Regions from separate parts of the Mus musculus genome. Here region 1 is linked to region 2. The links are chromatin contacts, found by Hi-C or POLR2A ChIA-PET in ENCODE. All regions are on one chromosome and are shown on one strand. The core of a region is the stretch at or near the end of the contact, and the rest is flanking DNA. Distances in the headings are between cores, read along the strand shown. Region 1 has its middle 5.3 kb from the start of Gm19276. Region 2 overlaps Rai14 (retinoic acid induced 14).

Region 1 (4,529 bases), core at 865-3,364, 200 kb after region 2:
CAGTCACTGAACCATAGGATGGCTTCCACAGGGCCTTCTGAGTCCAGATGTTTGAAGCAGTGTCTGATAACCTTTTCTTCCTGGGTCACTGCTGTAATCAAGGCTTGGAACTGTCCAAGCTACTGCACTGGTTGGCTCCTAAATAGACTCAGTATTTGATCATGGTGGTGCTCTCCCAGAGTCTGAGGGTGCTCAGTGGTTTGTTTGTTTGTTTAATTTGTTAGATTTACTTATTTTTGTTTTATGTTTGCGGGCATGCATATCTATATACCTATGCACTTCAGACATACAGTGCCCATGGAGGTCAGAAGAAGGTACCAGAGCCTGTGGAACTGGAGTTACAGATGTTTGTGAGCCATCATGTGGGTGCTGGGAATTGAACCTGGGTCCTCTGGAAAAACAGTCAGTGCTTTTAACCATGGAGCCATCTTCTTTTTAAGTCTTATCAGCCTTTCCCTTCTCTCTAGAAGTCTGCGAGAATTCTGAAGTCAGGATGCCAGCAGGGCTTTTCTCCTTTAAATGGCCATAGGGGAGACTCTTTCTCTGCCTTCTCCAGCTTCCCTTGTTCCACCAGCCTTAGCTTATGGCTATGTCTACTTTAATCTGTATTTTTGTCTGTACACAGCTTCTCTTCTTCCTATTTCTTCCCTGTGTGTCTCTTACAGATATGATCATGGTTGGATTTAGGGCCACCCAGATAATTCACCATGCTTAACTTTACTAATTTTGCAAATGCCATTTTCTTCAAATAATGGCATATGCACGGCTTCTGAGGGCCATGCCACCAAAATGTCTTTCATGGCACTACTAGGCAATCCATCACACCCAGCTGAGGCCTGTATTAATTTGAATATTAAGTGACTCGTGTGTGTGTGTGTGTGTGTGTGTGTGTGTGGTGTGGTGTGGTGTGTGTGTGTGTGTGTGTGTGTGTGTAAGAGAAATTTCTCCCTTGGGCATTCTATTCTTCTGCCACTTCTGTTCCCGGTCTTGACACCCCCAGGGACTGGCCCAAGAGCAGCTTGGAGAGAAAGGGAGCAGGTAGGCTGAGGTCTACTTGGCTGCTGCCCATTGGTTCTGGGTGCTCTTGTAAATAGCACTGTTGGAGGGTGACTTCTCGCAGAGGGATTTTCACAGATCATTGCCCTTCTGTGATCTCCCCTAGCCTGTGGGAAGCACAGGTCCCTCCTGAATCCATGTTATTCTGGTGCTGATCTCCCCAGCAGGAGCAACACCAGCTGTGACCTGTAGAGTCTCCAGGTGGAATTACAGTTCAGTTCAGGTGTCCCTTGCAAGAGACCATGGTGCTGTGACCACCTGGAGACAGATTTCAAGGGTTTATGAATTTTTTACCCTTAGATTACAAGGATCAGACCTCCCCACTGCTTCTTCCATGGGCTAGGAGAATTCTATAAAAGACAAAGGTAGCCTGAAGACAATGTTTTGGCAGTTAAAAACAAAACAAAACAAAACAAAACAAAACAAAACAAAACAAAACAAAACAGTTCAGTTCCCACACCAGGCAGCTCACAACAGCTCCAAATTCTGACATATCCAATACTCTCCTCTAGTCTCTATGGGCACCTGCATGCCTGTACACATATCCACACAGACAGACATACCCATCATTTTAGAATTAAATGAATGGAAAAAGAAAAGATATTGCTATAAAGTTGCCTTTTGGTTGCTGCTTCTGTAATTTATAAGGTAGTGATGGATAAATCCCAGAAACAGAGCATCAGTAGACATGAAGATCGATTCAGCAAACCTGTGATGCCTGTTTATAAACGCAGAAGAGTCTGGCTACTGAGATAGGAGGAAAAAATGACCCAGGATGAATGTGGCAGTGTTCCATCCCCACAGTCCTTCTTACTAATGCCAGTGAAAATGCTCCGTCAGAGTAGATGAGGATGAGGGTTGGCGTGAGATATTTGGAGGCTCGTGTTAGGACATGTATCTGAGGGAGATCTTGTGTTAGGGATGCTTACTATGGCTTGCTGTCTAGCAGGGTTCTGTGAGTAACTACATTTAAATGTTCACTCCTCTTCAGGCCCTGCCTGCCTCAGCTGAGGTTCAGCGACTCCCTCATCCTCTGCCGTCATTACTGAGGCAGCTACCCAGCCCAGCAAGCTTAGTTTGCAGCCAGAATCCTCTGTCAGTATCTGTCAAGGTCACAGCACGGGAAACAGAATCCCATCTAGCTGGTTTGTTCGTAGAAGCTTTAACGAAGGACTTCTTTGTAGAGGTCAAGGACTCTCTCTGTGGTCACAGTCAAGGGTTCCCACAGACACTAAGGGCAGAGCAGGCAGAGAGGGGAACATCGGAGCTTAAGGGGTAAAATGTGAAGGGAACCCAGAGACTACAGGAGAGAGACAGGCCCAGTAGCAACCGTGGCTCACCGTACGCAAGGAATGCTTCTGGGTCCCCATCATGCCCTCATGCCCTCAGCCATTCCACCCACAGCTGCAGTCTCACCCTGACAGCTTTCCACCTAAAGGGAGACAAGTGTCTTTCTGATTTATTTCTACAGCCTTCTCCGAGGCTGCACCTGCTCTGTGGTGCTTAGAGGCGCAGCCAGGAATGCTGGGAGAGTCGGTGCCCCCAAGGCAGCCAGGCAGCGGTGGGTTGGGTGTCAGAGTGGGTGGAAAAAATGCTGTCTTCCATCTTTCAGGAGGAAATTCCAAGAGACATTCTGTAATTCCTCAGAGATTCTCCCCATAGGCAAATGCTAGTTGTTCTCTGCTGGGATCTCCATGACAGCTTCTTTGTTTCGCTGAGATAGACTTTTGATATGCAAGTGCAGCCTGGCTTGAATTTAGGGCAAGTCTCTTGCATCAGCCTCCCAAGTCCCAGGTCTTAGGTGTGAACAACTATGGCAATTCAGTTATACTCTTTTGTTTTTTTAAAGTTAATTTTTATTATTTTAAATGATGTGTGTGTGTGTGTGTGTGTGTGTGTGTGTGTGTGTGTGTGCATGCGCACATGAGTGAAGATGCCTGAAGAGGCAGCAGATCCCCTGATGCAGGAGTAACAGACAACTGTGAGTCCCATGGATGCTGGAAACTGAACTCAAGTCCTCTGAGGAGCCGCAAGTGCATTTAACCTCTGAGATGCTTCTCTGGCCCCTCAATTACTCTTTGCACTTCTGTCTCTCTCCTAGCTGACCACCCTGACTCCTCCTGCCTTGGAATCACCTTCCAAATGCATCACTGGACTTTGTCTTTGTCTCAGGCTCTGCTCACTAAGGAGCTCCTCTCAGATGTGGACAAGCATAGCTGCAGTCAGAATAAAAACCTCTGAACAGGAAAGACTAGCGGAAAATGTGACCTATACCCCCTCTCTATTACTCTGCAAACTCTGCTAGGTCCCTCATTGGCTCAATCAGCACAAAGCCACTAGGCAAGGAAGCCTAGGGGACAGGATCTTTCAGAGGAAGGCAGCTCAAGATAGGATTTAAAAAGAAAGATGAGGAAGAAGTTAGATACTTGTAGTTAATATAGGAAACGTTATAATTGTATTATGCTGAAGGTCATCACACAAGGTTCACACTCTAGATCCCTAACTACAAACCTAAGCCTAGCTCCCCAAGGCTGTGACATATCTGAGCTGAAGGTCAGGCCCAGCTTAATAGGAGTCTCTGAGTGAAGGTCAGGATCCTGAAGGAGACTCTCCAGCTGCAGTGTGGATCGAGGTGGTGTCTCTCCAGATTATGCAGAGCAGAGCCTTACTCGTGGTCTCTGTTTATACACTGTCCAATGGGCATCACGGGGTTCTAGGCTGGTGTTTGGTTATCTTGACCAAATGACATCAGTGGGTTTTGATTATCAGGTGTAGCCTTGGGTATAACCAGGCTATTTTTATATGTCTAAAAGGCATTTCTGTACTATGTTCATTACAAAAAAAATAGGTATATGTCCTAATTTGCTTCTTTGTTGTTATGATAAATACCACCACTAAAGGCAGTTTGGGGAAGAAAGGTTTTATTTGGCTCACATATCCAGACCACAGTCTACTATTGAGGGAAATCAGGGCAGGAACTCAAGCAAGAGCAGAGGCAGGGACAATGGAGGAAAGCTGTCAGCTGTCTTGTTCTGGGTCATTTACTCAGCTTGCTTTCTTATCACCCAGGGTCACCTTCCTAGAAGTGGCACTGTCCACACTGGGCTGGATCTTCCCACATCAGTAGTTAATTAAGAAACAGAAATCACTATTCAAGAAAACAGACATGCCAACAGGCCAGTCTGATGGAGGTAAATCTTCAACTGCAGTTCCTTCTTCTCGTGTGACTCCAGTTTGTGTCTAGTCAATACAATATGATGAAGCAAGTGGAGTAGCCGTCATTTCTAAAATACTTATCCTTTTTTTTTTGTTTCTTAAGACAGGGTTTTGTTATATAGTCCAGGCTGGCTTCAAATTCATGATCCTGCTTCAGCCTCCTGGGTGCTGTAATTACAGGCATGTGCAGCCACATCTGACTCAAATCTCTTCCTCAGTCATGACAGAAATAATAAAATAATATGAATTAACTTTCT
Region 2 (4,531 bases), core at 1,853-4,352:
CCAAGTCTCCACATCCCAGTGGAGACTTCTGGGCTGGCAACTTTTTATTTAAACAAGAGAATTTTTATTACCACATACAGTTTACAGAGGCAAAAAAATTGAATTTATTTAAATAAAAACAGTTTTTTTTTACATACATGTATGTGTTTCTGTGTATACACCATGTACATACCCACACAGTCCACAAGAGGGAACTGGTTCCCCTAGAGCTGGAGTTACCAGTGGTTGTAAACTGCCTAGTGTGGGTGCTGGGAGCTGATTTCCAGCTTCACGTTTCTGGTTTTTGTTTTTTCTTTTCTTTTTCCCCTCAATGAGCCCTTTGAAGTGGTTTAGTTGATCATCAGCTGAAATTTCCCCTAAAAGTTAAAAGTTTAGACCACTCCGGTTCACTCTCTACCTAAGCTGCTTTCTTATCTCTTAAAAAACAAAATCTGTCATTCAAAAGCCTATGTAGCTGGAGAAAGGCTGTTATTTACAGTTTTATTTTAGGTAGGTCAAGAATTCTGTGGCAGCAGGAAGGCTTTAAGGATCTTGCTCCTCGGGGATAAAACAACTGGTCACTGGCCAAGCTAACACAGAGTGGCTTCTCGGATTCCAATGAAGCTGGAGAGGTGACACCTTAGTAACTAAGTCTTGCTTACTTACAGAGTGAAGGCTCAGCAGTTCAGAGCGCCAGCTCTTCTTCCAGAGGACCCAGGCTCAATTCCCAGCACCTGCATGACAGTTCACCACCATCTATAACTCCACCCCTGGGGATCTGAGGCTCTCTCTGGCCTCTGTGAACACTGTGCATATGTGGTGCACAAATACATTCAGAACACACCCATATAAATAAAATCCCAAAGGAAGGAAGGAAGGAAGAGGAGGAGGGAGGGAGAGATGGAGAAAGGAAGGGAGGAAGGGAGGAAGAGAGGAAGGGAGGAAGGGAGGAAGGAAGGAAGGAAGGAAGGAAGGAAGGAAGGAAGGAAGGAAGGAAGCAAGCAAGCAAGCAAGCAAGCAAGCAAGCAAATGCAAGCTCTCAAGTCCTACCTAGACCTCAGATTCTACTGAGTTATATATAACCTGTATGTATGTACTAGATCCCCAGTAGAGTTCCCATACACCTAAAAAAATAAATTGGCCTAAAAGAACAGATTGAAAGTCCCACACCATTATGTCCTGCCATGATGCCCATTGTTTCAATTGTTTTTAAAAAACACATCCTCTTGGCCTTTAAAACCTATCTCATAGCTATGTCCCACACAAAAAAAGGAATCGCTAGAGTGTCATGCTACATTGTAACAGGGCCTGCTCAGTTCTGCTTCTGCGGCTCAGCCCAGCCCTCAGCAGAGATGCAACCAGAAGACACAAACAAGCAGGCTCAGACTCAGGTTCAGGCTCAGGCTCAGGCTCAGGCTCAGGCTCAGGCTCAGGCTCAGGCTCAGGCTCAGGCTCAGGCTCAGGCTCAGGATCAGGCTGCTTTCATTTTGTGATGCTAACTGATACTTGGGATGCTTCTGCTTTTGACGGCTGGACCGATCCCAAGCTTTCAGTACTCACCAGCTCCACTGCTCTCTCTCAGTTTCCCTCTCTTGCTCCCCACCCCTCCAATGGATCCCCACCCCCTGGTGAGAAGTCAATTCATTGGTGATGACCCAAGCATCAAGCAGCAACTCCTGGCAGCCTGAGTATGGGAATGACAGCGGAGGCAAGGGTGGCCCTGTGAGAGGCTAGAGGTCCAGGCAGCACACTGTCAGCCAGTTTGTGGCTATATGGTGGTGGCTGACCTTTAGTTTAAAGTAACTGTATGCATCACCACCACCAATAGCTGGTAATCTACCAACACACCAGAGTATGGATTCTAATTTGTTGGTTGGGCTGTTCTTTAAGAAACAAACGTTAAACCAAAATCTGGAAGAATTTCGCCAAAAGCAAACATAGTCAGCTCCCTGGGGCACCTTAGGGGTGTCGGGACTCTTGGATAGATGGGAACACAATCCCAGCCCTGAAGCAAGGAGCCAGCAAAAGAGGTTTCCCTTCTGGCAAAACCAGTCAGCGAGATGAGGAACTTCCCTGAAACAAAGGTCTCGGGACCACGATGGGATATTTCTTCATCAGAAGGAGACTTGTGCTGCGATTCAAAGCCCATGAGTTTCAGTTTGGCAAGATACACGGAAAGAGTAAGCATACATCTTTTGATTCTTGATTACCAGGTGCAATGTCTATCAGAAGTAAAAATGTTCTCGGAGCTACTTCCAGAAGACCAACTTCTCAGGCTTTCTCATTTACAGAAAATCTTCCTCAAACTCAACTCTTGTCTCTTACAGTGTGGGCTCTCGGTACTCACATAGTTGAACCACTATGAGACTTTAACATCTCCCCTGACTCTGGCACCAACAGATTAAATTACAAATTAAGCAGACAGCCAACACTCAAACACAGGAAACCACATTCCCCAGATCCTCCGAACACTGGTTCCATACAACCCAGAGTCCAAGTATTCCCAGTTGCAGAAAGGGCAAGTCAAACCTCTTCATTAGACAAAGACACCGGGGTTCAAAGAAGCCAGGGAATACACAGAAGACCAGGATGTGAGTTCACTGCCCTAATGGCTTTTTCTTTGAGGCAGGGCCCAGGTATGCAACATAGGTTGGCCTCGAATTCACAGCAACCCTCTTGTTTAGCCTTCTGCGTGCTGGGGTTGCAGGCTTGCCTCTACACCCGCTCTCTGCCCTAATGCTGGGATAAGCCTTCTCCCTCGGCCCTGTGGCCAGGCCCAGGCCCAGCTCCTGATGGAAAACAGCTTTGCACAGTTGCTTAGAGCCAAGCGTTTCATTTTTGCAGCAGGAACCTCACATCCCTGACCACCTAAACTTGCTTCCATTTTCCTTGTATGCGTCTTAGAAGATGCCACTGTGGAGAGAGAAAAATTAAGTCATCGTAGGGAAACCCAGGAGTTAAGTCTTTTTATTATGATTTCACCCAAAGTCTTGGCCATGGAGCAGAAAGCTGTGTGTGGGACGACCTGGCTCTCTCTCCTCAGGCGCAGCTTCTGTCACTCTCCCTAGGCACTGGGCTCCAGCCCACTGGCTCGCTGTTTCTTGGACCCACTGAACACCACCCACCTCAGAGTCTTGCTTTGCCACACTGGGAGAGCCAGTATGCCAGGCAAGTTCAGCAATCTGCTCTGTGCTGCCTCTCCCTGGTTTAGTCAGAGCGGTGCCCGCCCTCTTCACTTTCCTCACTGCACCTGACAATCCTCTGAAGGGCCTCTGCTTCTGTCCATCTCTCCCGTCAGACCCTACACTGACAGGATGGGCGCTCCAGCTTGCTTTCTTCAGCTTCCACAGCACACAGAAGTGTTGTCTAGTTTTTGCTTTTTTTTTTTTTTCTTCAAGGTATTATAAAATTTCCCCTTTGGTTTTGTTTTTGCCTTTCTCAAGTCTAGGTCCAGGAATGAACTGGCATAACTATAAGTTATCGTCTGGTTGGAACACGTGTTCTTGAGAAAGAAACGGTGTCCTTGGACTGAATGTTATTTTGCTTCCTAGCCCAGGTGCACGGTGGTTTCTAGCAAAGTCTTAGGGCCACCAGCAGCAGCAGCAAAGGACAAGGCAGAAAAGCAAGTACTAAGGGTCTTGGCCAGCAGGCTCGAGGGTGATTTTGATATACATTTGGTTTTTAGGGTCAATGGCATGGCATAAAGAACATGAACTACACATTGTTTCAGTTTCAACCCTACCTTTTCTCATCATTTAAGGGTCTGGCCTGGGCCACTACATGAACGAACCGAAAAGAGGTCATGAAGTCTGAAAAACTAGAAGGAGACAGACCCACAGGTTTAGGGGCACCCATGAGTCACTCAAATTCATTAACCTTATGCTACACATCTGGGCCCACAACCCTGTTCAGTTTTAAAACCGCAACTCGATCACAACCTAAATGTTTTATGGCACGGGCTTATTTCAACATCTTAATCTTAGGTCGCTGAGCTCAAATGGGGCTGGGCGTATGGATAGTCCTTCCACGAGAGATAAAAGGTCCCATCCAGAGGACAGTCTCGCTTAACAGCTTCAGTTATAAAAGACCCTGGAAAACCAAGTTACTCTCTGCCAGAGGAGTTGTAACTCCATTGGTCCGAAAGAAAAATCTCTACAGCATGAACTGCCACTACTGACTGGCTTTCCTCGATTTTAAAAACAATTTAATCGTGTGTGTGTGTGTGTGTGTGTGTGTGTGTGTGTGTGTGTGTGTTGCCAATATACAAGTGCCATGTTGGGGGGGTGCTCCAAGGGCCACCTCAGGTGTTGGTCCTTGCTGTCCACCTTGTCTAATGGTCTCTTTGTTGTTCACTGCTGCATACAGTAGGCTAGCTGGCCCTCCAACTTCCAGTCTCTTCTCCCTATCTCTCTATGGGAGTGCTAAGATTATAGAGATGTGTGTCACTGTGCCAAGTTTTTATATAGGATCTGGGGATTCAATGCTAGGTCTTCATTCCTGCATGGCAAAGCGCTCTGTCTACTGAGTCATCTGCCCAGCCCTGATGTCCTCA

The links. A loop is a pair of places that touch in the nucleus more often than their neighbours do. ChIA-PET counts read pairs that join two places held with the same protein, here RNA polymerase II (POLR2A).
Region 1: a map of T-helper 17 cell shows a loop between it and region 2 (1.8-fold over the local background). The contact joins two enhancer-like sites. A Hi-C loop is called at or near these places in 1 of 37 maps with a recorded cell type or tissue (T-helper 17 cell). POLR2A ChIA-PET finds 5 or more read pairs at or near these places in 1 of 5 experiments (embryonic stem cell).

The regions. Positions count from the first base shown.
Region 1 is chr15:10,821,474-10,826,002 of GRCm38, forward strand. No RefSeq gene overlaps it. Among named protein-coding and RNA genes, the nearest start is that of Gm19276, 5.3 kb to the right of the region's middle. Within about 2 kb of position 2,115, at least 1 of the 3 ENCODE cell types and tissues checked has a DNase peak (open chromatin) inside an H3K27ac peak, as active enhancers do.
Region 2 is chr15:10,618,279-10,622,809 of GRCm38, forward strand. The region is part of intron 3 of Rai14 (retinoic acid induced 14); the gene reads right to left. Among named protein-coding and RNA genes, the nearest start is that of Gm10389, 20 kb to the left of the region's middle. Within about 2 kb of position 3,103, at least 1 of the 3 ENCODE cell types and tissues checked has a DNase peak (open chromatin) inside an H3K27ac peak, as active enhancers do.